2 separate regions of the Homo sapiens genome follow, and region 1 is linked to region 2. Evidence: chromatin loops called from intact Hi-C (ENCODE). Cell type or tissue: Caco-2. All regions are shown on one strand. Links, peaks and the distances in the headings refer to the core of each region. The heading gives the core; the rest is flanking DNA.

What was found. Peaks named below come from ENCODE experiments on the same cell type or tissue, not always from the same donor. Only the 100,000 strongest peaks of a DNase experiment are listed, where the experiment ranks them.
Region 1: a loop joins it to region 2, with 10 times the contacts of the local background. A loop is called at or near these places in 4 of 110 quality-filtered maps.

Annotation. Positions count from the first base shown.
Region 1 is chr5:135,723,476-135,739,939 of GRCh38, reverse strand. It overlaps a transcript of SLC25A48 not described here. Among named protein-coding and RNA genes, the nearest start is that of MIR5692C1, 71 kb to the left of the region's middle. RefSeq lists enhancers at 4,563-5,062, 6,555-7,339. In Caco-2, for the core only: a CTCF peak has its summit at 10,252 (motif pointing right); no DNase peak of the experiment used is centred there.
Region 2 is chr5:135,820,932-135,837,395 of GRCh38, reverse strand. SLC25A48 (solute carrier family 25 member 48) reads right to left here and starts at 2,733. Exons shown (of 8, transcript NM_001349336.2): 1 at 2,503-2,733. The coding sequence starts at 2,548. LOC107986453 (a long non-coding RNA gene) reads right to left here and starts at 15,613. Exons shown (of 4, transcript NR_171171.1): 1 at 15,450-15,613; 2 at 12,580-12,993; 3 at 11,401-11,671; 4 at 10,814-10,930. RefSeq lists an enhancer at 3,267-3,768. In Caco-2, for the core only: a CTCF peak has its summit at 7,108 (motif pointing right); a DNase peak (open chromatin) is centred at 7,125.

The DNA of each region.
Region 1 (16,464 bases), core at 8,233-12,232, 100 kb after region 2:
ACTGTTTATATCATTCACTTTCACGTAATTATGTTCTGATGTCTTTGCTGCATGCCTGTCTAGACTTTGCAATATACAGAAGGAAAACACACCATTCAGTGTGGAAATATGGCTAGATCAGCTGTTTTTCTTTATGCAGTGGTAGTTTAAAAAAAAAAAGAAGTCAGCATTTAGGAATGTGTGTTTTCCCCAGGCAGAACTGCTCATGACAGTGATATCACTATTTGCAAAGTGTCAACACATGGAAAATGCTGAATATGTCTTGATTAAAGTCAAGCAGCACAGATTTCTCCCTGCCCTAAATCCAGCAGGATGATGGGACACACCCTGACCCTTTTCTGCCTGCCATCTTGTGAAAGCTTGGCTCTAACTCTATGCAAGGCCATTCCCTGTTAGTGCTTGAGGCAGGCAGGTGTCTGTCATCTCATTGCCAAACGGCCTTGGATCAAGAGAGAGAAGAATTAGAAAACACCCCTGACGAATCACAGGCTGGCCAGGGAGTGTGTAAGTTGTGGTGAAGGCAGGAGGAGCCTCTGTAGCATAAGTCTGAGCCATGAGACAGCAAAGAGTAACACACCATCTTCTACTACAAAAGTCACCGACTCCCAGCCTGGGGTACAAAGTGAGACCCCTATCTCTACAAAAAATAAAAAAATTAGCCAGGCATGATGGTGAGCACTTGTAGTCCCAGCTATGCAGGAGACTGAGGTAGGAGGATCACTTGAGCCTGGGAAGTCAAGGCTCCAGTGAGCCATGATCACATCACTGCACTCCAGCCTGGGCAACAGAGTGAGACCCTACCTCAAAAACAATGAATAACAAGTCCATAAATTAAACTTGTTTGTTTGTTTGTTTGTTGAGATGGAGTATCGCTGTGTTGCCCAGGCTGGAGTGCAGTGGTATGATCTTGGCTCACTGCAACCTCTGCCTCCGGGGTTTAAGTGATTCTCCTTCCTCAACCTCCCAAGTAGCCAGGATTACAGGCGTGTGCCACCATGCCTGGCTAATTTTTGTATTTTTAGTAGAGACAGAGTTTTGCCATGTTGGCAAGGCTGGTCTCGAACTCCTGACCTCAGATCATCCGCCTGCCTCGGCCTCCCAAAATGCTGGGATTACAAATATGAGCCACTGCACCTGGCCACCATAAATTAAACATTTATGATTTTGTGATCTGAAAGGCAAACTATCATTACAAAGTCAGCACTGGGTGTTTCAGGACTGAGTGTGCGAGGCCCTCCTGTGGGGCTTGGGACTGCAGAGCTGGAAGGGGCCTTGATGATCCCGGAGCACTCGTCTCACAGATCAGAAGCCCAGACAGCCAAGGCTTAGAGAGCAGAAGCAACTTGTGCAAGGACTAAAAGTTGGGACTAAACCAGTCTTCACCTATCCTCCTCATCAGGGGCAGTTTGAGAGTAAAAGGAGTAAAGGAGATGCTTTGGGTCCTGATAGCCCTGTAGCATCCCCATCCCTCCACCTTCTGCAGCAAATGTCACCTCTTCCCATCAGCTGCAAACACGGGCCCAGGGGTCCTGGTGTGGAGGAATTCAGGCCATTCCTCTCAGCTGTGCTTCTCTGGCCTAACCTAAGCAGAATTAATTGGACAGATTTTGAGGTAGTAATAGGATCAACAGGAAGTCTGAATAGACAGGACACAGAGCCACCCTGGCCATCTGGGTAGCAGGAGCATGTCAACAGCCTCTTGGGCCTGCCACGGGAATGAGTGCACTTGATCTGCTTTTCGCATCCTTACATCATTTTGCTCAAGATTCACTCCCCAAGGGAGTGAAATTCCTCTAAAGGGAACTGATTAAAGTGTTCCCTGAAGGAAGGGCATGGAGACAGAGTAGCTAGAAACCTGAGAGTATCGAGGAAAGTCTCTATCACAGTCATAGTGATGGTGTCATTTCCCCGTGGATCATTGACACATCAGTCCCAAGTATCAAGGTCCTGAGAGAACAAGTCAGGTTTTCCAATGATGTCGCTCTGCTGAGCTCCTCGGATGGTCCTGTAGAAGGTGCCCGAGGCCAGCCCTGGTCTGTGGATGGCATTTTCCCATGCACAGGTTTGAGACACCACTGGGTGCTGATGAAGTAGGAGGCTGGGTTTGTTGAGAGGATTGAAGAGGAAGGCAAGAAACTAATTCAGGGCAAGTTAAAAAGTGACCCGGAGGTGCAGCACTTTGGATCCGAGTCATTGCAGCTTTCAAGATGAATACTAGCCCTGTTCTCAAAATGTTCCGGAAGGTTGTCTCAGACCTCCTGTACCAGAGGGGAAGGTTTGGGATGGAAGGAGTCACCTGAAGCTGCACCTGAGTCACAAACAAAGAGCTTTTCCAGGTTTCCATCTTTAAGTTTCTGTTTTGAAAGTTTAATCTAAACCATCATTCATCTTCAGGATCAAAGGAAAATAGGGCTTGGTCAGGGTTCAGCTAGAGGTTCTACTCTTGTCCTCCATGTCAGGTCTCTGAGCCCAAGATAAGCCATCATATCCCCTGTGACCTGCACATATACATCCAGATGGCCTGAAGTAACTGAAGAATCACAAAAGAAGTGAAAATGGCCTGTTCCTGCCTTAACTGATGACACTACCTTGTGAAATTCCTTCTCCCGGCTCATCCTGGCTCAAAGTCTCCCCCACTGAGCACCTTGTGACCCCCACCCCTGCCAGCCAGAGAACAACCCCCTTTGACAGTAATTTTCCACTACCTACCCAAATCCTATAAAACGGCCCCACCCCATCTCCCTTCACTGACTCTCTTTTCGGATCAGCCTGCCTGCACCAAGGTGAAATAAACAGCCTTGTTGCTCACACAAAGCCTGTTTGGTGGTCTCTTCACACGGACGTGAGTGAAATTTGGTGCTGTGACTCGGATCAGGGGACCTCCCTCGGGAGATCAATCCTCTGTCCTCCTGCTCTTTACTCCATGAGAGAGATCCACCTACGACCTCGGGTCCTCAGACCAACCAGCCCAAGGAACATCTCACCAATTTTAAATCGGGTAAGCGGCCTCTTTTTATTCTCTTCTCCTCCCTCTCTCACTATCCCTCAACCTCTTTCTCCTTTCAGTCTTGGTGCCATCTTTCAATCTCTCCCTTCTCTTAATTTCAGTTCCTTTCCTTTTCTGGTAGAGACAGGAGATGCGTTTTATCTGTGAACCCAAAACTCCGGCACCGGTCACAGACTTGGGAAGACAGTCTTCCCTTGGTGTTTAATCATGCAGGGATGCCTGCTTTATTATTCACCCATGTTTCAGAGGTGTCTGATCACACGGGGATGCCTGCCTTGGTCCTTCACCCATAGCAGCAAGCACCACTTTTCTGGGGGCAAGCACCCCCCACCCCTTCTCTCTGTGTCTCTACCCCTTTTCCGCTTTTCTTAGGGGCAAGCACTCCCCAATCCTTCTCTCCATGTCTCCACTCTCTCTTTTCTCTGGGCTTGCCTCCTTCACTACGGGCAACCTACCACCCTCCATTCCTCCCTCTTCTCCCTTAGCCTGTGTTCTCAAAAACTTAAAACCTCCTCAACTCACACCTGACCTAAAACCTAAATGCCTTATTTTCTTCTGCAACACCGCTTGGCCCCAATACAAACTTGACAATGGCTCTAAATGGCCAGAAAACGGCACTTTCAATTTCACCATCCTACAAGACCTAGATAATTTTTGTCGAAAAATGGGCAAATGGTCTGAGATGCCTTACATCCAGGCATTTTTCACACTTCATTCCCTCCCTAGTCTCTGTACCCAATGCGATTCCTCCCAAATCTTCCTTCTTTCCCTCCTGCCTGTCCCCTCAGTCCCAACCCCAAGTGTCGCTGAGTCTTTCCAATCTTCCTTTTCTACAGATCATCCGACCTCTCCCCTCCTCCCCAGGCTGCTCATCGCCAGGCTGAGCCAGGTCCAATTCTTCCTCAGCCTCCGCTCCTCCACCCTATAATCCTTCGATCACCTCCCATCCTCACACCCAGTCTGTCTTACAGTTTGGATCCAAGACTAGCTCTTCTCCAGCTGCCCAACAATTTCCTCTTAGAGAGTGGCTGGAGCTGAAGGCACAGTCAGGGTACATGTGCCTTTTTCTCTTTCAGACCTCTCTCAGATCAGTCAGCACTCAGACCCTACTGAATATATACAGGAATTCCAATATCTAACTCTGTCCTACAATTTAACCTGGAGTGACTTAAATGTCATCCTAACTTCTACCCTCTCCCCAGATTCACAGGAAATTTTTTCTCTGGCCCAATCTCACACTGACAACCGCTGGCTCCATGAACCAGACCTCCAGGAAGGCATTAGCGCAGTTCCCCGAGAGGATCCCCAATGGAACTATCAGGCAGATTCCCCAAGTATAGCTAGGTGAGATTACATGGTTTCCTGCCTAGTTGAAGGATTTAAAAAGGCAGCTTACAAAGCTGTTAATTATGACAAGCTTAAAGAAACTACCCAAGGTAAAGACGAAAACTCAGCCCAGTTCATGGCTCATTTGGCAGCAACCCTGAGATGCTTTACAGCCCTAGACCTTGAAGGCCCAGGCTTTCTGACTGTCTCATTCTAAATATGCATTTTATCACCCAGTCAGCTCCTGACATTAGAAAAAAACTTCAAAAATTAGAATCCGGCCCTCAAACCCCACAACAGGAATTAATCAACCTCACCTTCAAGTTGTACAATAATAGAGAAAAGTTACAATTACTTGCCTCCACCGTGAGACAAAATCCCAGCTACATCTCCAGCACACAAGAACTTCCAAACACCTAAACCGCAGCGGCCAGGCATTGCTCCAGGACCCCCTCCCCAAGGAACTTGCTTCAAGTGCTGGAAATCTGGCCACTGGGCCAAGGAATGCCCTCAGCCTGGGATTCCTCCTAAGCCGTGTCCCATCTGTGCGGGACCCCACTGGAAATCGGACTTTCTAACTCGCCTGGCAGCCACTCCCAGAGCCCCTGGAACTCTGGCCCAAGGCTCTCTGACTGACTCCTTCCCAGATCTTCTCGGCTTAGCGGCTGAAGGCTGACGCTGCCCAATTGCCTCAGAAGCTTCCTGGACCATCACAGATGCTTTGGGTAACTCTTACAGTGGAGGTTAAGTCCGTCCCCTTCTTCTTCTTCTTTTTTTTTTTTTTTGTTTTGAGATGCAGTCTTGCTCTGTCGCCCAGGCTGGAGTGCAGTGGCACGATCTCAGCTCACTGCAAGCTCCGCCTCCCAGGTTCACGCCACTCTCCTGCCTCAGCCTCCTGAGTAGCTGGGACTACAGGCACCTGCCTCTGCGCCCGGCTAATTTTTTTTGTATTTTTAGTAGAGACGGGGTTTCACTGTGGTCTCGATCTCCTGACCTCGTGATCCACCCGCCTCAGCCTCCCAAAGTGCTGGGATTATAGGTGTGAGCCACCGCACCCGGCCCCTTCCCCTTCTTAATAAATAGGGAGGCTACCAACTCCACATTACCTTCTTTTCAAAGGCCTGTTTCCTTTGCCTCCATAACTGTTGCGGGTATTGACAGCCAAGCTTCAAAACCCCTTAAAACTCCCCCACTCTGGTGCCAACTTGGACAACATTCTTTTATGAAGTCTTTTTTAGTTATCCCCACCTGCCCAGTTCCTTATTAGGCCAAGACATTTTAACTAAATTATCTGCTTCCCTGACTATTCCTAGGCTAGAGCCACACCTCATTGCCACCCTTCTTCCCAACCCAAAGCCTCCTTTGCATCTTCCTCTCGTATCCCCCCACCTTAACCCACAAGTATGGGACACCTCCACTCCCTCCCTGGCAACCGATCACATGCCCATTACTATCCCATTAAAACCTAATCACCCTTACCCCGCTCAATGCCAGTATCCCATCCCACAATAGGCTTTAAAGGGATTGAAGCCTGTTATCATTCGCCTGTTACACCATGGCCTTTTAGAGCCTAAAATCTCTCCTTACAATTCCCCCATTTTACCTGTCCTAAAACCAGAAAAGCCTTACCGGTTAGTTCAGGATCTGCGCCTTATCAACCAAATTGTTTTACCTATCCACCCCAGGGTGCCAAACCCATATACTCTCCTCTATCCTCAATACCTCCCTCCACAACCCATTCTGTCCTAGATAAACCTAGCTGACCCCATAAATCCTAAATCCTTTCCCCACTCCCCTTTCCATTCCTTAAAAAACAGCCCTAAAAGCTGCTCCCACACTAGCTCTCCCTAAATCATCCCAACCTTTTCATTACACACAGCCGAAGTGCAGGGCTGTGTGGTCAGAGTTCTTAGACAAGAGCTGGGACTGCACCCTGTAGCCTTTTTATCCAAACAACTTGACCTTACTGTTTTAGCCTAGCCCTCATGTCTGCATGTGGCGGCTGCCGCTGCCTTAATACTTTTAGAGGCCCTCAAAATCACAAACTATGCTCAACTCACTCTCTACAGTTCTCATAACTTCCAAAATCTATTTTCTTCCTCCCACCTGATGCATATACTTTCTACTCCCCAGCTTCTTCAGCTATACTCACTCTTTGTTGAATCTCCCACAATTACCATTGTTCCAGGCCCGGACTTCAATCCGGCCTCCCACATTATTCCAGATACCACACCTGACCCCCATGACTATATCTCTCTGGTCCACCTGACGTTCACCCCATTTCCCCACATTTCCTTCTTTACTGTTTCTCACCCTGATCACATTTGGTTTATTGATGGCAGCTCCACCAGGCCTAATCGCCACTCACCGGCAAAGGCAGGCTATGCTATAGTATCTTCCACACCTATCATTGAGGCTACTGCTCTGCCCCCCTCCATTACCTCTCAACAAGCCAAACTCATTGCCTTAACTCGAGCCCTCGCCCTTGCAAAAGGACTATGTGTCAATATTTATACTGACTCTAAATATGCCTTCCATATTCTGCACCACCATGCTGTTATATGGGCAGAAAGAAATTTCCTCACTATGCATGGGTCCTCCATCATTAATGCCTCTTTAATAAAAACTCTTCTCAAAGCCACTTTACTTCCAAAGGAAGCTGGAGTCATTCACTGCAAGAGCCATCAAAAGGCATCAGATCCCATCGCTCAAGACAATGCTTATGCTGATAAGGTAGCTAAAAAAGCAGCTAGCTTTCCAACTTCTATCCCTCACGGCAGTTTTTCTCCTTCTCATCTGGCCACTCCCACCTACTCCCCCACTGAAACTTCCACCTATCAATCTCTTCCCACATAAGGCAAATGGTTCTTGCACCAAGGAAAATATCTCCTCGCAGCCTCACAGGCCCCTTCTATTCTGTCATCATTTCATAACCTCTTCCATGTAGGTTACAAGCTGCTAGCCCACCTCTTAGAACCTCTCATTTCCTTTCCATCGTGGAAATCTATCCTTAAGGAAATCACTTCTCAGTGTTCCATCTGCTATTCTACTACTCCTCAGGGATTTTTCAGGCCTCCCTCCATTCCCTACACATCAAGCTCGGGGATTTGCCCCTGCCCAGGACTGGCAAATTGACTTTACTCACATGCCTTGGGTCAGGAAACTAAAATACCTCTGGTCTGGGTAGACACTATCACTGGATAGGTAGAGGCATTTCCCACAGGGCCTCAGAAGGCCACCGTGGTCATTTCTTCCCTTTTGTCAGACATAATTCCTCGGTTTGGCCTTCCCACCTCTATACAGTCCAATAATGGGCCGGCCTTTATTAGTCAAATCACCCAAGCAGTTTCTCAGGCTGTTGGTATTCAGTGAAACCTTCACACCCCTTACGGTCCTCAATCTTCAGGAAAGGTAGAATGGACTAATGGTCTTTTAAAAACACACCTCACCAAGCTCAGCCACCAACTTAAAAAGGACTGGACAATACTTTTACCACTTGCCCTTCTCAAAATTCGGGCCTGTCCTTGGAATGCTACAGGGTACAGCCCATTTGAGCTCCTGTATGGACACTCCTTTTTATTAGGCCCCAGTCTTATTCCAGACACCAGCCCAACTTGGACTGCACCCCAAAAACTTGTCATCTCTACTATCTTCTGTCTAGTCATACTCCTATTCACCGTACTCAACTACTCATAAATGCCCTACTCTTGTTTACACTGCTGGTTTACACTGTTTCTCCAGGCCATCACAGCTGATATCTCCTGGTGCTATCCCCAAACAGCCACTCTTAACTCCCTCTTAAAGTAAATAAATAATCTTTGCTGGCAGGGCCATGCTGAACCTCCTTGGGCACTCTCTAATTGGATGGCCTGGGCCCTCCCAATTCTTAGTCCTTTAATATCTGTTTTTCTCCTTCTCTTATTTGGACCTTGTGTCTTCCATTTAGTCTCTCAATTCATACAAAACAGCATCCAGGCCATCACCAATCATTCTATATGACAAATGCTCCTTTTAACAACCCCACAATATTGCCCTTACCACAAAATCTTCCTTCAGCTTAATCTCTCCCACTCTGGGTTCCCACGTCACCCCTAATACCGCTTGAAGCAGCCCCAAGAAACATTGCCCATTATCTCTCCATAGCACCCCCAAAAATTTTCGCTGCCCCAACACTTTACCACTATTTTGTTTTATTTTTCTTATTAATATAAGAAGACAGGAATGTCATGCCTCTGAGCCCAAGCTAAGCCATCATATCCCCTGTGACCTGCAGGTATACATCCAGATGGCCTGAAGTAACTGAAGAATCACAAAAGAAGTGAGAATGGCCTGTTCCTGCCTTAACTGATGACACTGCCTTGTGAAATTCCTTCTGGCTCAAAATCTCCCCCATTGAGCACCTTATGACCCCCACCCCTACCAGCCAGAGAACAACCCCCTTTGACTGTAATTTTCCATTACCTACCCAAATCCTATAAAATGGCCCCACCCCTATCTCCCTTCACTGACTCTCTTTTCGGACTCAGCCCACCTGCACCCAGGTGAAATAAACAGCCTTGTTGCTCACACAAAGCCTGTTTTGTGGTCTCTTCACATGGACATGAGTGAAACTCCACAGCAGGCCCTGTGGCATACTGGAAAGAGCCCTGGTTGGGGCCGGAAGATCTCAGTTTATGTCCCAGCTCTGTTCCCCACTTATTGAACTGGTCCCCTCTGAACCTCAGTTTCCTCCTCTGTAAACCAGAGATAATGATACTCACCTTCTAGGCACATGTCACCTTTGCTCCAGTACCCAACAAGTTCCTCATCTCCATCTAAGACCACCTCAGCCTGGATTTCTTGTCCATATCATTATCAGCATTTTGGTTAAGGCCATTCAACAAGTCTCTAGGAAGTTTCAAACTTTCCCACATTTTCCTGTCTTCTTCTGAGCTCTCCAAACTACTCCAACCTCTGCCTGTTACCCAGTTCCAAAGTTGCTTCCACATTTTCAGGTATCTTTTCAGCAGCACTCCACTCTACTAGTACCAAAATCTGTATTAGTTCGTTTTCATGGTGCTGATTAAGACATACCCAAGACTGAGCAATTTATAAAAGAAAGAGGTTTAATTGGACTTACAGGTCTGTGTGGCTGGGGAATCTTCACAATCATGGCAGAAGGCAAGGAGGAACAAGTCACATCCTAAGTGGGTGGCGGCAGGCAAAAAATGAGAGAGCTTGTGCAGGGGAATGCCTCTTTTTAAAACCATCAGATCTTGTGAGACTTATTCACTATCATGAGAACAGCATGGGAAAGACTTGGCCCCCATGAGTCAACTACCTTCCACCAAGTCCCTCCCATAACATGTGGGAATTCAAGATGATATTTGGGTGGAGACACAGCCAAACCATATCAAATTGGAACAGTAACAGCAGAGGTTTGTTATAGGAATTAATTTAGAGAATAGTCATAAAGAAAAAGAATAGCACTTGGACTCTAGTAATCTCCCCCAAAATCATGGTGATTTTTATTTATCACCTCTTCGGTCTGAGCCCCAAAGCTTCTTGCCTGCAACCTCTTTATATACCTTACACCTGTCAGTTTATGAGCTCTGGGCAGGGACATGAAGAGTGATTTACCTGATGAAGTTGCCCATTGCTCTGAGCACGTGAGACAGGAACCACTACATAATATATATTACATATAATGAATGTATAACATCACCCCTTTTATTTATTTTTACTGTGTTATTTAAAAATACCAGTCACAAGGCCAATTAGCTATTACAAAGATATGTCTAGTTACTTTAACACAAATTTTATATAAAATGTACTTCCTATTACTTTTAGATGAGAAGGAAACTCATATAGCCTGTGGTTCCCTCAGAACTCTCACATGTAACTTTTAGTGAGGAAAATGAGGAACTTTCTGAGCTATCCACAAGGGGGTAGACTGATTCCATTTCTTCTGGAAGGTATCCATGGGGTCATCATTAATGATCATTTAAAACTGATATTTCTCATTTTAAGCAACTGTCTCCTTCCAAGAAATAAAATTTACTTATGCAAGCAAGATGCCACTTTTTTAGGCTGACAACTTACAGATGACCCTTGGTTTAAAAATGTATTGCAAAATCATTTACACACATTTTCCCTGCAATCAATCATGGAGGATTCTAACAAATGCCACATTCAGAATCTAAGAACACTGCGGTCTTTCCACTAGAAAGTCAAGCAAATTATTTAAATTCCCAGGGACCAAAAAAAAAAAAATCTTTCCTCAACATCAAACAAAACATTCTCTCTTTGAAAATGTAAATCCCTTGAACATATTCAAGAATTTTAACAAGCTTCCCAGAAAACTATCCTATTACTCTTTGAAGGCCTTAAGGAATTTTCTTAAAATAGTCACATGCTACTCAGGGTGTGGAGAGGGCCTAAGTGACAATGGGAGTCAAAGCTCTACAGTAGGGCCCCAGAAGTCCCCATGTACCTCCTTTCAGAAAGGAAGAGCGGCCCCCAGAGAATTACTAGGCACATGGAAGGGGTATGGGGAAATCTTCTAAAAGGAATAAAGCACAGGACCCGTTTCGCATCTGTTTTGCATCTGGGGTTAGCAGTAGGACACAGAGCTCTGAACTACAGGAAGAGCCTCAAAGAAGATGTTAACAACAGAGAGTTTAGAGAATGTGGAGCTCTCATCTGTTTTAACTCCTCTATCCAAGCCTTGGGGTGTGTGTGTATGTGTGTGTGTGTGTGTGTGTGTGTGTGTGTGTGTGTGTGTGTATTTGTGTATGTGTTCAGGGGAAATTCCAAGAGGATGAAACTGAGGTGAAAGGCAAGTCAGAGGTAGAAAGTGGCCTGAGCTGATAACTAAATGCTAGTTTCACTTCAAAGAACTGGATCTTCATCTGACATCAGAAAAACAGAAGAATCAAGAAGGCACCAGCAATTTCACTCAAATAAGTTTTTCCTGAGGAAGTAATTGAGTATGTTTTCAGAGACATAGTTTTAAGATATTTATCACAGCTTGTCTATGACAGGAAAAATTAAATACACAAACAAGAAATTTAAAAAAGAAACACCCTTAAGTATGCAACAGTGAGGGATTAGCCATATAAATGATGCTGTATCCACATAAGAGAATAGTATGAAATGATTTAAAATTACAACTATCACCACGGAAAAAGGGTCATCATATTCACTTATATTGTTGGGTGAAAGATGATTATAAAGCAGTCTATATAGGTTGTATACACTGTGATAGATTTACAGATGTTTTTAGTTCTTTTTTGCTATTTTAAATGTTCAACCTATTAAAAATACAAAATACATGCTAACTATAGAAAGCCACATTTTTTTTTTTTTTTTTGAGACAGAGTCTCGATCTGTCACCCACGCTGGAGTGCAGTGGCGCGATCTCAGCCCACTGCAACCTCCGCCTCCTGGGTTCCACTTATTCTCGTGCCTCAGCCTCCTGAGTAGCTAGGACTACAGGCGCCCACCACCATGCCCAGCTAATTGTTGTATTTTAGTAGAGATGGGGTTTCACCAGGTTGGCCAGGCTGGTCTCAAAACTCCTGACCTCAGGTGATCCACCTGCCTCGGCCTCCCAAAGTGCTGGGTTTACAGGTGTGAGCCACCGTGCACGGCCAGCCACGTTCCCTTAAAAGACAGAACACAAAATTTCTATCAAAATCCCAGCAAATTATTTTGTAGATATAGGCAAGATTATTCTAAAATTTGGAACGGCAAAGAAACAAGAAACTGGAATTGCTAAAATAAAATGGAAAGAATCACTCTCCCTGATTTCAAGACTTACTTTTATAGCTACAGCAATCAAGACTGTGGTATTGGCCGAGAGACACACAATGAAATAGAAAAGGGAACCCAAAAATGGGACTCACACAAATATGTCCAACTGACTTTTGATAAAACTACAAACACAGATCAACAGAGAGAAGATAGTCTTTTCAATAAATGATGTTGGAACAATTGACAATATATGAGCCAAAAAAACCCTTGACCCAAATCTCACTCTTTATATGTAAATTAACTAAAAATGGCTCATAAACCTAAGTGTAAAACGAAACACTATAAAACTTTTAGAAAAAAAAATAGGAGAAAATCTTTCCTAGGGTTAGGCAGAGTCCTTCAACTTGACATCAAAAGCACGATCATTAAAAGGAAAAACTGATAAATTGGACTTCATCAAAATTAAAAACTTTTGCTCCGAAAAAGACCCTGCTAGGAGGATTAAAAAGCAAGCTATAGAGCAGGAGAAAATATTTGCAAACCACATATCTGACAAAAGACTAGAATTTAGACTCTGTGTGTGTGTACATACATATATATGTATTTTAGAGTGTTTTTTTTACTATCACACATACATATATATCTATATTATTTTTACTATACACACGTATATATATATATATATATAGCCTGTGGCTATATATGTAAAAAACAGTAAAAAAAAATTCAATTTAAAAATGGACAAAAGACAAGAAGACCCATTTCTCCAAAGAGGATATACAGATGACCAATACACACATGAAAAGATGTTCAACGTCTTTAGCCATTGGGGAAATGCAAATTAAAATCACAAAGAGATATCACTACACACCTGTCAGAAAGGCTAAAACTGAAAATAGTGACACCAAATGCTGCCGAGGATCTATAGAAACTGGATCACTCATACATTGCTGGTGAAAATATAAAATAGGACAACCACTCTGGGAAACAGTTTCTCAAAAAACCAAATATGCAACTACCAGAGAACCCAGCAACTGCACTTCTGGGCATTTATTCTAGAGAAATGAAGATGTTCACACCAAAATATGTACATGAATATTTATAGCAACTTTATTCATAGTAGCCAAAAACTGGACATAACCCAGATGTCCTTCAGTGGGTGAACGGTTAAACAGACTGTGGTACACGCACACCATGGAGTGCTACTCAGCAATAAAAAGGAACACACTATTGACACATGCAACAACCTGGATGGAGTTCCAGAGCATTACGCTGAGTAAGAAAAGCCAATCCAAAGAGTTACATACCACAGGATTCCATTTATGCAACATTCGTGAAATGACAAAATTACAGACATGGAGAACAGTTTCATGGCTGCAAATGGTTAAGAAGGAATGGAGGCAAGAGGGAGGTAGGTGAGGCCAAAAAGGGCAACATGAGGGATCCTTGTGATTATGGAAATGGAAATGTCTCCATTTGACTGTATGGAGGTCAATATTCTGATTGTGATATTGTACTATACTTTTGCAAGATGTTACCATTGGAAGAAACTGGGTAAAGGGTACGTAGATTCTGTATTACTTCTTACAACTGCATGTGAACCTACAATGATCTCAAAATTAAAAGCTTAATTAAAATAAAAAGGACATAGCATGAGACTGTCCCCAGAAAACTGGCAGACATGGCCCTGCTGCTACACTGCTGGGGCTTCATCAGAGGCCTCCAGTGTGCACTCAGGCACTGCTGGCCTGGTAGGGCCAGACTCTGGCTATAGTCGTAAGTGTGGTGCACACCTGGATCAACCCCACAACAGTTACACTGTCTCTTCACGGGGAGATCCTCGAGTCTGTCAGTGTCCATCAGCAACCAGCCAATAAGTAGGCGCAGCTTGTCAGTGCTGTCTCCCCTGGCATTAATGGTGTGTTTAACTAAGAGCCATTAACAAGGGTAGCTTTCTCCAATTAAATAACCACAGTGGAGTTTTTTTTTTTGAAAACCCTAGCGTTCCTAAGGTAAACATAACATGATTTGTCACTTTGCAAGGTCCAAGAAATGCTATTTTGATCTGTTAACTGCCTCTGATGAGGACACAGCTATCTGAGATGTAAACATGCCATCAGACGGAGAGGTCTGAAAGTTTGGAGGGAGCATGACATTTAGAACAGTTACTGCTTGCCCTAGAGCTACAGCTAACACCTCTGACTGCTGTGTGCCAACACAGGAGCCCACGAGAGGGAAACAGTAATGACTATAGAGGCAAAGGAGGAATACAGCCCAAACAGGTAACTTGAGGAAGGAGAGGGAGGCCATTTGAGAGATGCAGGTTAGGAATCCTCTTACTCTAAATGGCACTAATGCTGAACCTAGAATAAAATCTGTCCCTTCAGCCTCCTTTCTGTTCCTGAAACTTGCCTAGCTGTTTCCCACCTCAGGGCCTTTGCACGTGCTGTTTCCCCTGCCTGAGTGCTCTGCCCCAGATCTGCACTTCCTCAGAAGGGCCATCCCTGACCACTCCACCAGCCCCCACTCCAGTCACAGTCTCTTCCACACCTCCTAGACTGTCTCCTTCACATCACTTGTCTTCAGGAAGTATCTTGCTTGTTGACTAGCTTATGATCCGTGCTAAGATAGATGTTTCATAAAGATAGAAAGCTTGTCTGTCTTATTCCCTCAGTTAACCCCATTATCTGACACAGAAAGCTTCAATAAATACCTGTTGAAAGAATCAGTAGCAAAAGCTGTCTCTGTTCCTGTAGCAGTCTCTGCTTCTGCCCAGGAAAGGTATGGTCATCACGAAGGTCCCTCTCAGGATTTTTACTACTTGTGGAAGACTCAAAAGAGCAAAAAGCCTTTTCCTTTTAGGAAATCCCTTTGGCAGGAGCTCTTGTGATAAGCCTGACCAGGCAGGCCAGTAGCCAAGGCTGGGCTGGGCCCTGTTCTGTGTTCCTCACACACCCGAGTCTGTGCTGTTTCTCCACCTCTGTTCACCACACTGGGCACCAGTCACTGCCTTCTTTCCAGTTTCTGCCATGGGCTGTCTGGTTACATGATGGCACCAGCCTGTTCCAAGGGCAGAGCTATTGGCCAACTCTAAAGCCTCTCCTTCCATTTCAAATGCAGTCTGTTGAAATCATCTCCCAACGAGGAGAACAGAACCCTGGTCATAGGTCAAGAGACCAAGGTTATAGCCTATCAGGGCCAATGACTCACCCTGTGACCTTAGGCAAGGCTTTTCCTGTCTCTGGGCCCCAACTTCTGCCAGACACAGGCCTCTAAGTCCCCATGTCAGCCAGGCACACACTGTCCTGTCCAGGGTTCCTGTGGGGTGGAGGAAGGCTGGCTTTTCTACCCAAAGAGAGACGCACTGTGGGGAAGGCACCTTGGGCTTAGCAGCCCATCTTGCGAGCTTTAGACCAAACTCTACCCTGCAGGAAAGGCCCTCACTCGAGGAGCTGGGTGGCGCAGGGGCTCACGCCTACCTGAGGGGGCTCCAAGGAGGTATGGGATGAGATGAGGCAGGCAGCCTCTGACATTTAAGAGCCATTAGACTTTGAACAAGCCACTTCAACATCTTGAGCCTCAGTTTCCTCATTTGTAACTGAGGACAATAACAGTGGCAACTAATGGCATTAAACAAAATAATGATGCAAAAATAATATTTAGAGTGCCTGGCACAGGGAAAACGCTCAATAAATGGCAGCTCTTAGAAAAATGATCATGATGATGGTGGTGATGATAATGGAGAACAAATTGAATTCCCGTTGAGAAAAGCCATTGAAAAGGACAGTCTCTGGTTGTGCTGCTGAAAAAGACAAAACCATGTGTGCAAGGGATCTGGGCTTGAGCCTCCTTAGAAAACAAAGACACTTATTTAAATAAGTAGAGAAGACCTCCAGTCTTGGGTCAATAATGTATCTTTCCCAAGGAAGCTTTTTAAGGCCAGGTATTTCTAGAGCTCAATAGCATTGAGAAATTATAGAAATCACCTAGATGTTTGTTTCTCAGCTAATGTGGGCTCTTCCAGGAAATGATGTACTAGTCAGCTAGGCGGCTGATAAGTAAATTCCAGAAGCCCCACTTGATGGAATTGAGTGAGCCATTAAAAACGATGCCTATGAAGACTGCAGGGCAAGGGTTAAGATATAAGGGAGAAACAGAATGCAAAACTGTGTTATGATTACAGTTGTTTAGAAACATGTCTGCTTACAGGCAGGCCCTGGAAGGGAAGATTAAAAACAGTTGATTTGCTTCAGTGATGGGATTAGGAGTGATTAAAGCAACATTTCTGTTATGGTTTTACAGTGTGGTTTTGTGTCTTTTTTTTTTTTTTAGTGAAAAAAAAAAGAGGACTGCAGTTGTCATACTATGGTTTGTGCCTTTTTTAAATAAAAAAAGAG
Region 2 (16,464 bases), core at 5,318-9,317:
ACCAGGTAGCTAAGGGCTCCTGGAATATTAGATATTTATAGGGACAAAGAAACCAGCTAATCCCAGAACAATGATTCCCTGGGTCCAGAACCACCTGTCCCCTCTTATCCCCTCCTACCTACTAAACTGGGCAGAGGCAGAGAGGTGATGGCAGTAATTAACCCTTCCCAGTAGTGGGGGGAGGTGCGCTGGTCCTCAGGCTCCATGGCTTCCCCCATAGTGAGTGCACACATCCTTCAGCTCAGGGCAGGCTTAGATCCAGCCTTGGGCCAACATCTCCCTGCCACTTATTAGCCCACCCATCTGAAAGCAGGGGATTTGAGATTTAAAAAAATGGGATTATAAGGTCAGTGATTTCCAGACCTTGGCACTTCACAAACCAGTAAAATCTCAAACAAAATGTGTGTGTGTGTGGGGGGGGGGGGTGGGGGGGGGGATAATATCAAAAAAAGGGCAAAATTTTGTTATGCAAGGTTGTTCAGAAAGAGTTAAGATGAAATTAAGATGGCAGATTCTGGTGCCAGGCAGCCTGGGTTGGAATCCTGGTGCCAATGCTAGATGCATGGTCTTAGGCAAGTCAGTGAATTTCTCTGTATCTCAGTTTCCTCATCTGTAAAATAAGGATGCAACGGTACCTACCTCTTTGGGGTTGTTATAATAATTAAAGAACTATACATAAACTGACACAAGAGATCACATATTGCAAGATTCAATTGACATAACATATACAGGAAAGGCAAATTTACAGAAAGGAGATTAAGGAGAGGGAACAGCATTCAACTTCAAATGAGGGATCTTACTGGGGGATGAAAATGTTCTAAAACAAATTTATGGTGATGGTTGCACCTCTTTGTAAAATTACTAAAAGACATTGAATTGTACATTTGAAATGGGTGAATTTTATAATACATAAAATAAACCTTGATAAAATTGTTTTAAAAGAATACATATAGCACTTAAACTATACCTGGCACCTAGTAAGTATTCAAGTGTAGTAAACACTTACCATCATTTCATGGAAGCCAAAAAAAAAAAAAGCCATGTTATTAGTTTGGTGCAAAAGTAATTGCGATTTTTGCCATTACTTTCAATAACATCACCAAAGTAAGGACCAGAATAAAGCACAAAAATCCCCTACTTGCTGTGAGTCGGGGAGGGTTCACATGTTATCACGTTTGGGGATGGGGAGGGGTATCAGAGTCTTGGAACTACTCTGACTCAGCCCTACCTTCCAGGGCATTTTTCAAACCAAGCCATTTGCATCCCTACCGAAGGTGGTCTGCTTATTTAAGGGGCAGCCCACGGAAGTGTCTCCTCTCTCTGCCTGCCCCGCTGAATGGTGGAATAATTGTCCAGTCAAAAAGGACCTGGATATGCCCAGCGGGCCTCAGGCTGCAGCCCCCTAACTGGGAAAGTTAGGAGAGGCGGGTCTCAGCCCCACCCAAGGGCATCTGTGCCAACAGACTTACTCAAGGTGAAAGGAGCCACCTCTGCTCAGGAAGGTGTGAAGCAGGGCCCTGCAGCCACCGGTCTCGGGAGAGAGGTGGTCTCCTGCTAGGTAGGAGGGGAGGAGTTGGGATCCAATCTGGTTTGTTGTTCTTTTCATCTTATTTTTTCACCCCTTTGGTGAGGGGCTACATTTGCCAACATCCCTTTTAGGATAACCCTTTTAGATGGGTCCAAAGAAAGACTTTTTTTTTTTTTTTTTTTTTTTTTTACAATTAGCAAAGTCCCTCAAACTTCCCCCTTTCCTAATAGCTGAGAAAAGAGGGATAGACCAATTGGAAAGAAAAATGGAGAAGCAAGGAAATGAATGCAACTCTCGCCCAGGCAACCCATCCCAGGCCCAGTAAAAGAGTGGCTTCGGGAGCTGTGGCGAAGGGATCAGCAGACCCAACAGTGCCCGGAGAAGGGGCCTTGGAGGTAGGCGATGGCTGACGGTTGGCGGCGGCTGAAGGCAATAAGTGCTCCTCGCAGCCTGGCAATGGGCACCTGCAGCCGGCGCTCCGCTCCCTGCTGTGAGAGCTCTGCTCCCTCCAGTCGGGACGCCCCGTTGGGCCGGCCTAATCTCGAAGCCTGGCTCCCACCACCCTGCGCCCCGGGATCAGCAGCCAAGCGCTACCCTCATACATAAGTTCCCGCGAGCCACGTCCGCAATTCAGGTGTGCACCAGGTCACTGAAGGGTGTGTGCGCCGCCAGGAGCCTCCATTGGCTGTGGGCTTTGACGAGCTGTTTAATCATTACCTCATCAAGTCCCACGGATCCTAACTTAATGAGCAAATCAGAAGCTCAGCCCGAAACGCTGTGAAGCTCTCAGAATTTAGCCCTGGCAACTGCAAGACCACCAGGGGGATCTCGGGGCCGGGCACTCCCCAAAGCAGGCTGCGCGCACAACGGGGAGCGGGATGGCAGCGCACAGAGGCAAAGTTTCCTCAGAGCATAGAGGCAAACTCCGCCAGGCTCGCTCTCTCTGACCGGGGGTCCCCGGTAAGCACACTCACCTCCGATCCAGCCCGCCGCAAAGTCTTCCAGCTGGAAGCTTCCCATGGCCGGCGCTCGGTCTCGCCCTCCCGGAGCCGGGGCAGTGCCCACTTAGAGTCAGTGGGGCATGGCCCGCGGGCGCGAGCGCGCCGCAAGACCGAAGTCGGAGTCTCGAGCACGCCGCAGGTCCTACTCCAAACCCAGTCCCCCAGTCACCGGCTGCGCGGGCTGCCGCGCTCACCTCTCCAAGTGCCGGAGGGCGGCTGACATCACGCCCCCAGTGGACCTTAAAGGCACAGCACTCTGGGTGGATAAGGGTGCGCTCCGCGCGGCTCATCCCAGACACAAAGAGGCAAGGGTCATCAAGTGAAATTCTCTTAGTCCTCCCTTCTCCGGGTTATCCTCTTCCTTGCCAACTTCAGAGCCTCAGCGCCTTTGAACTGAAAGTGCCAGCCGCCCATCCAGAGACGGCAATGCGCGTATCTCCCTGTACTGTGCTGTGCTGACAATGCTGATTCCAATCAGCTGTGGACTCTCTCCCATCCCAACTCTGGGCAGTGATGCCTTTTTGTTCATCTCAGCCATGTCCCACTCAGTACCCCGTGCCTAGAGCAGGCACCTGGTGGTTCAGGGTCATGTCTAACTTTCAGCTACAGCTCTCTAGGGGCCCAGCTCCCTGCCTGGCCCTGGCTCACCCTACACTGTCCGCCCTGGGCCAACAGAAGGCAGAGGTGGTGCTCTGTACCTCAAACTCCCTCTCTGTAGGCAGACCCTACATTCAGCCAGGCCCCAGGCCAGGGGTCCGTGCTCACTGGAGAAGTGGCCTGCTGTGCGGAGAGGCTTTTGATTACAATGAGAGTGTCTTTCCTCCCTTCCTAAGAAGACTCGAAGCCCCCCAGCGTTCTGCTAGTTTCCAGCAGGGACTCAGCTGTGGGTCTCAGCCAAGACACCCCAAGGTTGACAAGAATGGTGAAGGGTATGGTCAGGAGGAAGGGGCCTCTGCTGGGCCTGCTCTTGTCCCACTGGGCATATTCATGTCACGTCATCCAGGTTAATATGAAGCGACAGCCAGCCAGACCTCCTTCTTCCAAAGCAAGACAGAGCCTGACCACCGAAGCTTGATCCTACAAAGGCCTGTCCACTGAGGAGTGGGGACTTGGAGGTGAAGGGACCTTCCTGCAGCATCACTCCCTCCCCTGCCCCGGCACACAGAGAGTGGACCTGTATCGGGAGAGGACAGCCCGGGATGGAGTCGCCGGCCTGGCTAGGGAAGTATTGCAAAGTTCCAGGGAGGAGTGGAAGCATCACACCCCATCCCGGCACCTCAACTTCCTGCTGCTTATGGTGACCCACTCAGTCTTGAGGCTTCAGAGTTGCCATCAGCATCAACCCCAAGCTGTGCCCTGTCATGCCCGGGATATATGCCTAGGGCTGCTATGAGAAATGCAGGTCTCTGAAGAGTGGCCTTTTACTGAGTTCACCATTGGAATGCATCCACAAGTGGAAAGCCTGACAATTCTCAAAACCCACTCCTCTGGAAGACCACCTAAGGGGTGCCAGGCAGTTTGTCATCCCCTCAGTCCTGTGTCAGCACCAATTGAGGAGGTCTTACGTTGGCAGGCAGTGTCCCTGGCAGCCCAGGATGGCCTCCCAGGCCCAGAAAGCTGCTGCTTGAACTACTAACGAGCTGGAGCAGAGCAGGAGTGGGTTGCTTTCCAAAATGAATTACTGTGCTCCATTCCCATATGCATGCCACAAACCTGCCCATGGGGCGCATCACCCAGGGAAGTGAGGGGAGGACCCTAGGTTTACCAGCAACCATGGCCAGGCCTGGAGAATCCCAGACCACAGGGCTATGAGCCCAGGCAGAATGCTGGCTCTGTGGCCAGGATCCAGGCCATCCCTTCTTCCTGGCCTTCGCACTTCAGAGCACCATTTGCAGTGTGCTGCCATTCACATTTGCATTCTACACTCGGGAGAGGGCAGGGCAGCTACTGGCCATTACAGAGAGAAAGAAACTCCACAGAGATCCACTCCCTGCATGACTAGGGCCAGAAAGCAACCCCATTTTCTTTCTCCCTCAGTTCCTTCCCCAATGATGACCTCTCAGAGCACTTTCCTCAGTAGCAGGACATGCAGATGGGCTATGCTGATAGCATTTGTTAACTAGTGGCCCACTCCCCATTTCTTATTTACCCTTTCAGGCCACAGCAATTTCCTGAGCATCAGTCTGTGCTAGTGCCTTGCTTTGGGGAAAGTCTCTGTTTGAGAGGAGACAATCCATCTGAGATGCTACACAGAGGTGGCTGTAAGAGCACTGGAGAGGGAGTCCATCGTTCTACAGGAAGCAATCAGGGAAGGCTCTCCAAACTTGGAGTCTCCTGGCTGCACCTTTAGTCTACACAGCCCCACAGCTCCCACCTCCCCAACCACTCTCTCAGGCAAGCCAACAATCCCCTCCCCATGTCCACCTGCCACACTCGGGCAGCAAAGGCCTGGGTCAGCTGTCCATGCCTGACCTGCTGCAGTGAAGGCGCTGCCCATGCCGCCTGCTCCCCTCTGCTTCCAGATTCCTGCCCTCACCCAGCTTTCCTCCTGCTTCTCCAGCTCTTCTCATCTTCTTCCCTGGTGCCATGGCCCCTTCTCATGCTTAGGTGTGAATTCCTCAGGGCCCCATCTGGACCCTCACCCACCCGTACCTCCCATCTCTCAGCGTATAACCCCCACACCTTGCTTCAGAGTCCAGACATCCCTCTACTCAACACCTCCACCTGGGTGGCTCGGGTCATCTTAGCGCATCCCTCGATGAACTCTCTCTTCCTCCGCCAGTGCCTCTTCAACTTAGAGAAACACACCTCCACCCAGTGGCCACCCAAAACAGAACCTTGGATGCCATCCTCCATTTCTCTCTCCCAAGGTCTTATCCCACCAGCCGCAAAGTCCTGAGTGTCCATCCCCTCAATGACACCCAGCCCTCATTGCTGTCTCCGAATGTGGCTCAGCCCAGCCCTGTGCCACTGCCCTGCCTGGATCACAGTGGACACGGGTTCCTGGGTCCCTCTGCCCCTGTCCTACTGCCCCAGTGAGCTTCTGAAACTTTGAATCTGCTCAGTTTAGTGAACTTTGATGACTTTCTGTGATCTTGAGCATAAATTCCAATTCCCCAGTGTGTTGTGTGTAGCTCAGTAGGACTGGGTCTGGCTGCTTTTCCACTTTGCACCTCAATGTCTCACATTCTGTGCATGTGTGTGACTGCGCACATGCTATTCCCTTGTGGGGAACACCCTCTCCCTCCTCCCCTGGCTAATCCCTGCCCCCTTCTTCTTTAAGACTCAGTTCAGCTGTCACCTCCTGACAGGCCTTTCTTGAAGGCCTTCCTCATCACCCTATGCCACATGGTATCTTCTAGATCTCATCTGTGTTTCCTGAATATTCTGAGCATATCTGTATCTCTGCTGTCAGACTCAGTGGTTGATTGTCTTCCCATCCAGACTGTGAGCCCACTGAGAAGAGGGTACTGCCTCATTCTGCACTGGACCTGCAGAGCCTGGCGCAGGCCTGATGGGCAGTCAGTCACTGCTTAGTCCGCTGGGCCTTAAATGAGGAGACATGGGGAAAAGTCTGAAGGTCCTGCTGGTGGCTGGCAGACAAGGAGGGTGTCTGGATACAAGACAGAGCTGAAGAGGTGGTCACATCATTCCCAGGTGTGAGGACTCCCCCTGGCCTTTCCTGGAGCATCACAGAAGCCCGGCTTCTTTCAGGCCCTCAAAGGTACCAGCCACATTTCCCCCACAGAGCTTTTGCACTGATCACTCCCTCCACCTGCAGCTCCCTCTCCCTGCCCTCCTCATAGCCGACTCCTACCTCCTTCAGATCTATACCAAAGCATCTTCTGCATGAGGAGGCCTCCCCAGGCCCCTCACAGGAGGTCACGACCTGGTTGCCCTCTCTCAAGGCACCCCTGCTTCTTTTTCCAACTCTCACCATGCCGCTCAGTCCTTGTGCAATGCTTGGTTGCTCCAGGAAGATAGATAGGACCCGTCTGACCTATCTGCCACCGTGACATTTTCGGGCTCTGCCACAGAGCAGGCAGACAGCAATTACTCAGGACCGAGTTCAAAGGATTAATGAAACCGGACCACGGGCTTGTGCTGTCTTTCTTCTTTGAGTGTTTGCCCCAGCTGCATCATTCCTGCACTGGCCTCAGACAACGGGAGCTCTGAGCTCCCTCCTTGACTCTGATGGGAAGGAAAAGGAGCACACGATTTTCGAGCTTCTCATTGGGAGCAGGATTTCTTCCTTTGTTGATGGCACTTTGGGAAAGTATGTGCAGAGCATGTGCAGACTGAATCTGGCCCATCACCTGTTCAGCTTGAGGCTGGCAGTCAAGAAGCAGAGGTAAGTGGCTGTGAAGTGAGGGGGTGAAGCAGCTGGCGGGAAAGCTGGGCTGCCTGGGCTCTGGTCCTAGTGCTGCTGCTGCCTCTCTGGGCATCTTGGGAAAGTCCAGGCCTTAATTCTTCCTCTATTTTTTGGAAGGTAAGGACGATCTCCTCTTAGGTGGTGTCTGCAGAAGTCTGAAATTCTTGGCCACGGGGATATCAGCTGCGGAGGTCTCATCAAGATGCGCCAGGAGAGGGCGCTGCTGCGCAGCGCTTGAGGCTCTCGGGCGGAAAAGACAAGCGTGGCTGCTCATTCTGGATAGTTTCCTGGCCCGGTTTGCCTGGCACTGGCTGGCAGACAGCCACACTCAGTATATGTGTGGGCCGTGGAGGAGATGCTGGCCCAGGAGGCTCAGAGGGGAGTCTGAGGTGCCAGAGCAAACCTCGGAGAAGCTTGATGAGAACCCATCTAAGGTGTTTGAGTACTGTGTGCTTGGATGGGAGGCGACACCCCAATCTCTGTACCTGTGTAGATCTATCGAAGCCTTGAATGTCCCAGGCTTTCTTCCACCTCAGGGCTCCGAGCTGGCCCAGTGCTGCATGCTCCGTTTACACCATCTTGTTGAATTCTCTGACGCAAGTTCTCCTTGGGTAGGTGAGAAGAATGAGGTCCAGAGAGGTCAAGCAGTTTCTCTAAAGCCACACAGCAGTCAGTGGAGGATGATGAAGTCACACCTGCTGTTTGACTCCAGGGTCCATGCTATTAAAAAAAGTGCTGCCTCCTAGCCAAGACTCGGGAAGTAGAAGTGACTTTCCCAAAGACCCTTGCCCCCACCCCCACCCCTCTGCATAAATGCCCTAACTTTTCTGCCTCAGTTTCTCCACTATCAGTGTGATGGTACTAACACTGTCCAACTGTGCCATATTCATAGGACTCCTGCAACAGTTTAATCAGGGGGAAAACATCCCTTCCCCAATACCATCCCAGTGCCCTGGGCTGCCCTCTATCCTTTCTTTCCTGACAAGGTCCTGTGGGTCCACAGAAGTCTGAAATTCTGGGCCGCGGCGATATCAGCTTGAAAATCATATGTGCTTCTTTCCATCAGAGTCAACCTGCGGGTTGAGGCTGGCTCTGCGGACATCTGAGAATAGGAAATGCTGCTGTCCGCCTGACTGAAGGCCAGGCAGGTCAGTGGACCAGGCAGCCCAGGTTGGAGAGGTTTGGAATCAAGGGGTTTCTGTAGGAGTGTAGGAGGAGACCCTGCTGCGTGCTGCTGTCAAGGTCCCATCTGAAAGCCTGGCTGAGCACCTGCTATATGCTAAACTCCCTGGGACTCAGAGGAGTTTGAGTGCTGACAGTGACAGAAGAGCCAGTGTTTGGGGACAGCCTACTCCATCTTCTGCCATGTGGCATTCTCCTCTATCATGCAGTCATCAAACATCAGCTGCTGGGCTGGGGGAGACCCATAAATCTCACATCAGGCCTGACCTCAAATAGAGGCCAGGACCATAGGAAATTTGGAGGGCAGAACCCAGAAGTCTCGGGAAGGAGCAGCATTTGAGCTGGAACTAAAAAGACAAGCTAAGTTGTGAGCAGTGGAGAAGTGTGCAGAGGCAGAGGGAACTGCCTGAGTAGTGCCAGGTGGGAGAATGCAAGGGGAGTCGGGAAGAGTTTTGCTCACCCAAAGCCCCCATGGCTGTAGGAGGGGCAGCTGGAAGGCTTGGAGTTTGGCTCCTGAGGACCCTGAATGCCAAGGAAAGGGGCTAGGCCATGATTCTGTGGGCAGTGGCGTCTACAGGCTAGAGGCAGTCCTCAGTCCTGCTGCTGCTCTGCGAGTGGATGAAAGGCCCATCTCTGGGGCTAGCTGTATCTCACCTGGATGAACCTCCATAGCCCATGCTGAGGCTGGCTCAGGCTCCTTGCAACCAGCATTTTTCTCTGCAGGGAACTGGTGGGCTTGCCCTTGGGAAGTTGAGGCCTGTGCCTGTCCAGCTCCTCAGAAGGGCTATGATCCTCCTCAGCACCTGAGAGCAGGCAGTTCAGCCTCCCCCAGCAGGAGCTCACTGGGTCATTTAATCCACTGCACCTGGACATCCTCCTCTGTAAGATGGGGGTGATAACTGTACCTCACTCAAGCTGCACTTAACACACTCAGTGAGTCAATGCATGTCAAGTACTCTGCACCATGACTGGCACGCAGTAACACACCCAGCAAGTCAAATCTCTCCATCGTTATGACCTGTGTGTCCTGAGTGTTCACGTCTGTGTTAGCACATGGACAGCTCCCAGCCAAGGCCGGCAGGTGGGCCAGAAGCAAACTGCCCTTCCAGCTGAGCCAGCCCCTTATCTGGGATCTCTTTTGCACCAAATCTTTCCTGCAAACTACTCCCTTAGAGAGCTCTGCAGCATGGGAAACCTCTGGCGGGTCTCTTCATCCCCATGAGCAGGGGAGGTACCTCCAGCTCGCCAAGGGGTTGCTGACAGGCTACTGCAGGGCTCTCGGCCCTCCTTGGGTTCTGGATGGCACACACATGGGAAGAGAGGAGGGGACATGGCTCGGACCCTGCTTGGGCTGCACAAGGAGAGAGTGGCCCCAGTTTGTACCATAGACATAGATACCTCCCAACCTGTCTGTTCCTTTGGGGGCAGTGAGGGCCCACAGATGCCAGCTCCTCGATGAGGCCCCAAACTAAAATGACAAGCTAAGTTGTGAGCAGTGGAGAAGGGCACAGAGGCAGAGGGTTGGATACCTCCCAACCTGTCTGTTCCTTTGGGGGCAGTGAGGGCCCACAGATGCCAGCTCCTCGATGAGGCCCCAAACTAAAATGACAAGCTAAGTTGTGAGCAGTGGAGAAGGGCACAGAGGCAGAGGGAACCTCCTGAGCAGCACCAGTTGGGAGAATGCAAGGGGAGTCGGGAAGAGTTTTCCAGCCTTATGGAAAATAAAGGGAACAGTCCTATTGCCTCACCCCAAGAACAAAGACGAGTTTTCCTGGCAAGGGTACCTTTATTTCTTCATACTCCCATCATACTCCAAATCCCAAATCCCCAAACCCAATGGGAAGTCATAGGAGTGCCTTGGAAATAGTAAAAAATAGATTTTCTAAAAAGAATTTCTTTGATGTAACTCTAGTGTGACCGATTGATTTCTCTCTCTTTCTTAAAGTCCTCATCCTCAGGAAGCATGTGAGCAGGTGAGGGCATTCCAGACAAGCAGCCATCGGGTGGAGGAGCAGGGATCCAGTGGTCAGAGGTGTGTGAGTGTCAAAGCAAACAAAGAACCTACACCCGGGGAGGAGACACAAAACCAGCGCCACGGGACAGAGAGGCTGTGAACTTGGGACATGCCAGTGTGGCTGGCACTAAAGGATTTTCAAACAGGAATCAGCATCTAAGTGTCTGGTCCCGGGGTAGGTGGGATGAGCATATACTCTCAAAATCCCAGTGTGATTCAGCCACTCACCAGGTGAGCCTGGGGTTGGAAGTTGGGCTGGAGCACCAGAAAACAGGTCCACAAGGTCCAAGGAGGTAGGGCCTAGCAGACACATGCAGAGTCACCATCCTTACCTGCTCTACCCAAGGGCAGGGGCAGGGGAAGGAAAGGTGCAGAGGCAATGAGGAAAAAGAGAGAGCAAGATGGGTCTAGGGGAGCACGTGGCTCATTTCTTGCTATGCATAGACCCACTGAGGAAGAATGTAGTGAGGAGGTGCTTAAGTACTTGGCCCGAGGTCAGACAGAGCTGGTGTGAATCCCAGCTCCACAGTTCCCGGCTGTCTGCTAGCTGTGTGAGCTCGGGCACCCTATGTAACATCTCTTAGCCTGTTTACTCAGCTGTAGAATGGAGATGACACCAGTGTCTACAACCCATGATTATGGAGATGATCTCTGTAAAGTGCCTAGTACAAAGTAAATGCTTAATAAATGGAAGCTGCAAGTATTACTCCAAAGCATCCAATTAGTGCACCAGCGCCAAGGTGCACGATTTATTTACAAAACCAGCTTCTGGGTGTCTGCACCCTTCAGTTGTTCAGGTGGCTCCTGCTTCCTCTGTCTGAGCTTGGGTCAGGCTACAAAAGGAATGGTCTGAGGTCAGAGTGCTGGACAAGATGGACACTTCTCTCCAAAGCCACTTTTGGTGTGGCTGTTCAATTCTCATGTGGCAGTTTTTCCAGCTAGGAGAACAGGAAGGTGGCAGCGTGGGGCGGGATGGGTCTCTTCCTGGGGGTGGAGTGGCTGAACATGGGGCACAGGCTGAGTTTCTCCCCTCTGCTGCTTGAGGAGAAAGGCAAACCCTAGGCCTGCGGAGTGGGACACCTCATGCTGGCAGGGAGCAGCCTGGTGGGCTGAGAGGGGCTGGGAGAATCTGCCAAGGGTTGGGTTCTTCCTGCTGGCTCTGCTGGGTAAGGGGGGTAGGATGCCCCTCATCCATGGTCATGGGCACTGAGACAGAGAGAATACAGGCCTGAGTGCCAGGGTCCCAGGCCAGCTCTGGTCCCAGGGCAAACTGACTGACCTCTGGGAGCCTCCCCGCAATCACCTTCATCCCTCGACAGTCAGTGGGTGCTGGGGGCCTGCTCTCCAGTGGTTTCTGTTGCAGTCAGCTCCGGCTTCCCCGTGGTGTGACTGCACCAGCCCTGGGCAGCCCCTGAGGGCCCCTGGCTCCCAGATGGAAAGGCAGGAGGCCCAGGGCTAGTGTGTAACCCCTCCTCAGGGGTTCTGTAGTAATGCACAAATCCTGAGGCATAAAGACCATGGTCCCTGGAGAGAGGGGCATCCCGGTCACTGTCACGGGGGAACTCTGCCGAGACCTGCAGGACGGGGCAGCAGGCCAGTGAGTGTGGGGACCCAGAGATGAGGTCCTAGTGTGCCGAGGCAGCCTGGGTATGAAGGAACAGGAAGGTCAGCCCGATGCAAGCCCCCCTCCCAGGTTCAGGCCCAGATACCCGGGACCAGCCTGTGCCTGCAACACCACAGTGGCAGTCCCAGAAAAGGACAGGCCCATGTCTGCTCTACAGCCCAGGAAGCACTCAGCAATGTCACTCACCCATCCAAGGGCACCCTGCTGGGAGGGGTGTGTCTGGGATTAAAACCCACCGGCCTTGCCTCCTCTGTCTCTGCAGTCATGGGCCACAGTGCCCAGCTGCATGGTGGTGATTAGGAATGTTATAGACCACAAGCTTCGGGTCAAATCCCAGGTTTGCTACTTGCTAGCTATGTGCCCTTGGCCAAGTCACTTAACTTCTCTGAGACTCGTTTTCTCATTCATAAAATGGGAATAATAGTACGGCTTGTTTTATAGGATTACTATTAGGATTAAATGAGATGATGCTAATGAAACATTTGTCTGAGAGCCTAGCAAGTCATAAGGACCAAATAAATGTTTCTGTGAGCTCACCATCCTGCTGAGCACTTTAGGTACGTGGTTGTATGTAATTCTCACAATGGCTTTATTGTTGCTGCTGCTGTTCTCTCTTTTATAAGGAAACCACGTTCCCCAGGCCGCTCTCCTAGCAGGTGGTCAAGCTGGGCTTGAACAGGACAGTCTTCCTGCAGTGTCTGTGCTCCCAACCAGTGACACCTTGCTCCAAGGGCCGCAGCAGCCCTGAGAGGGGCCTGTCCAGGGGCCTGTTAGAGTCTGGGCCCCAGGACAGAGAGGTTTGAAGGATGCGGGGGCCTAGTGCTGCTCCCCCCACCCTCTATGGCCTCCTCAACTCACAGAGCATTCGTCCCTGACTGTTGTCCTGCAGAAGCAGCCAGCCCGTGCCTCCTTCTCAGTGGGCAGATCTTGGGAGCCCCTGTGTGACCAGCCAGGAAGGGCCAGGCTGGGCAAACTCTCCTCCTCAGAGCGGTAGTAAGGGAAGAACCCACTGAGCAGTTCTGAGTCCTCCTGGAGCGGTGTCTTGGGCTGCAGGACCAACCCCTCCTCTTCCAGGAGGCACCCATAGGTGCAGAAGAAAGGCAGGTACTCCAAGGCCACCTGGGCCCTATGTGAAAGGTGGAGGGAGCTTAGGGGCTTCTTGTCCCTTGAACTGGTGGCCTGCTGTTGGGAGGACAAGGGTCCTGGGTCATCCTCCTCTAGGAGGCTAGGAGAGGTTGGGGCTCCGGATTCAGCGTCACAGTTCTGACACATCTGAGAAAAGAAGGACGTTCCATCTGTTACTGCATCCTGAATTCCTAACCACACCAGCTCTGTCCCCAGTCCCTGCCTACATTGGAGTCCAGAGGGGTCTTACAAAGCCCAAACCTGACTGTGGTTCTCCTCTGTGAAAAGCCAGCAATGGGCCTCAACCATGGCTAGATTGCTCAAGCACTCAGGGCTTCTTGCCATTCCTAAGTCACACCAAACTTGTCCTTCCCTTAGAGCCTGTGCCAAGATCTGCTCCTGGACTCTCAGCTCAGAAGAGCCTTCCCAGCCCCAGCCTCCCTGCAGGGTGACTCCAGATCATTTCATCACTGGCATGCTCTTCCTGGGCTGTGTGGTCTGCCTGCTTCATGTGTGGGGTGGTCTTATCTGTCTTATCTGTCTGGTGCCTCTCGTTCACAATAGGAACTCAACTGACACTTTTTCAACTAGTCTGCTGGCTCTCAGTCCAACTCATATTCCCTTCACTCTGTCCAGTCCAGCCACACAGGCCTTCTCTTGATCCATCTCACTTGCCAAGCATCCTCCTGCCACAGGGGCTCTGCATGGGCTAATGCTTCTGCCCAGAGTCTCTTCCTTCTCCTTTCTCCTAGGTGGTGACTTCCTCAGCGCTTGGTTAAGGTCACTTCCCTAATGTCCCTGGCTTAGTGGCATCACCTTCTTCATGACTGCCACCACCCTCATACCCCTCATTCAGAGCACCCGTTCCTCTGCTGTGAAATATTTGACTGTGTGGTTTCTTGATTAATATCTCTCATCCTGTTAGTTACAAATTCCACCAAGGCAAGGCCCATCTGTCTAGATCACTTCTGTGTCCCGAAGGCCTAGAAAAACCCTGGCATATGGTAGACACCAAGTATTGGAAGAAAGGAAAGAAGGGTGGGAGGGAAGGAAAGAGGCAGACAAAAAGAGAACACCTTGGCCAGGAACGAAGTCTTTATCAGACTCCATGGTGATAGGAGGGAGAAGTCACGTCTTGGGGAGAGGGTGGAGAAGCGGAATGAGGAATTACTTCCCAGGCCCAGAGGGGACACGTGGCCCAGAGTGCCAGGTAGTGAAAAGCCAGCTCATTCCCACATTGACTATGCCAGACCCAGAGCCCATCAGGAACATGGCAGGGGGCCCCTTTGATCCTGAGCAAGCCCCCAGGCTGTTCCACTTGTGGACTCCTGACCCATGGAAGAACTTATGGTGGCTTAGCCCCCAGCCTTCGTGAATCCCACCCTGGCCTTCCCGACTCCCACCCTAGCCCCTGGGCCTTGAGTCCCCGCCCCTGACACATGCTCCTGTGGTCCATGCTCTCCCCCAACTCCCTGCAGGCAGCCTGACCACTGAGGTCCCTGTCCTAAGCCAGACTCCTTGGTAAGTGCCTACTGGCCCATAGACTGCCAGCTTCTGGTGAGCAGGAACCAGGCCCCCTCCTCCAAGTCCCAGAGACCCAGCTCAGGGCCATCTTTGCTGAGTTTCTACCACTCCCAGACACTCTGCAGAGCTCTGTGGTCCTCTCTCTCAGGTAATCCTTAGGAAGCCCACCAGGATAGACTTGCCTTTCCAACCTCACTGTGCCAAGCAGAAGGGACAGGCTAAATGGCAGCACCCAGGTCTGACCCACTCTGAAGCCTGTGCTCTGTTCGCTGTGAATTATATGTTGTTGTGTGTCCCCCATAGGACATGTTCAAGTCTTAAGCCCTGGCACTTGTGGATATGACCTTATTTGGAAATGGGATCTTTGCAGATGCAATCAAGTTAAGATGAGGTCACACCGGGTCAGGGTGGGCCCTAAATCCAATGGCTTGTCCCTATAAGATGAGGGAAATTTGGACACAGACACACAGGTAGAATGTCATGTGATGATGGAGGAAGCTATTGGAATGATGCTGCCACAAACCAAGGCACATCAAGAATTGCATCATCACAGGAAGCTAGGAGGGAGGCATGAAGGAACAGATTCCCTGCTGAGACCCCAAGAAGAAAACAACTCTGCCGACACCTTGAGTTTGAAATTTTGGCCTTCAGAACTGTGAAAGAATAAATGTGTGTTGTTTTAAGCTACTAAGTTTGTGTTAATTTGTTCTGGCAGCCCTAGGACACTAACTCATGTGGGTTTGCTGGATGGCTCATTTGTGGGGATAAAGGGATTTGGCACAGGCTTGAGGGCTCTCCCAGCACCACCCTGTGAGCAGCTTGGGGAGAGAGGCCCATTGCCATGGCCAAGGTTCACTCTGTTGGGGGGGCTTACCTAAGGCCCTACCCTTCCTGCCATCCAGTGGGCACTGGACAGCACAGACTCCCTGTGGTGGACCAGTGGCCCTCCCACAGCTCATTCTTTCCTGCGAGGGCCCCGGCTCCACTTCAACAGTGAGTCCTGGATTGAAGGAGGCCAGGTGTCCTCTGAGCTCCCCTGGGAGGCCTCAGCAAGATGGCAGGTGCACAATGCCACTCACAGTCTCTAGTGAGCACCACTTCCGGCGTTGTGTTTTGGGGTCAGCAGTAGCACCGCATCGTGACATGATGAAGCCTAATTGTCAAACTCTGGCTGAAAAGACAAAGCCTCCCTCGGCAGGCCTCTTCCTCCCAGCCTCCTCTTTACCCTGGCAAATCCCCCTCTGCCTGCTGAGAGAAGATTCCATCATGAAGTCATAAGGTCTGGTGCCAGGCAAGAAAGCCAGATGGCTCTGTTACCATGGAGACTCCACCCAAGCACCCAACACCTGTGATCATCACCTGTCTCTTAATTCAGCTTAATCCACATCTCCCCAGGAGACTCAGGGGAAACAAAGAGAATGCAAACATCTTCTGGAATCTGATCAGTTCTTCATGACTGGGGGCCAGTGAGCTCACCTGGGACTTCTGCCCAGAGACTGTGAGAGTGACTCAGCACCTCCAGTAGATGGTCAGGAAGGGCCCCAAGGATCTGTTCCCCCAAGTCCAGGGAACTGGAGTGAGCTGCATGGGCCGCTGCTCTCTGGGGTGCCTCAGTCCGCTCAGGGTGGGGCTGAGACACCAGTCTCTGCCCTTGTCACTCGCTTTCAGCTGCCTCTCCTCTGTGGCTCCTCTCCAGTCACTTGCTGGCAGGACACAAGACAAGTGGAGCAGTCATGGGAGGGCTGATGATGTAGGACATCTGCTTTGTCCCACAGAGCCACCGTCCCCAGCTCCTCTCCCAGGCCTGGTGCTCCTAAGTGTTAACTACTGCCCAGGGAAGTTCCCATGTGGTGTGTCATGTAGTCCTCTCCACAAATCTTCAAGTAAGAAAGTGCACCACTGTCATGCCATTTTGCAGATTGGAGAGTTGAGCCTCAGTGCCGGGACAGGAAGGTGAACCAGCCTGAAAAGGGGGCTCTAGTTAGTTTCTAGCCTTAGGGCTTGAGGCAAGAAAGCCTTGGAATGCCATTGATGGTCACGAGGCTGAGACATCTCCAGGACCTCACACTTCCCCAGGGCTGGTGTCCAAGTCAG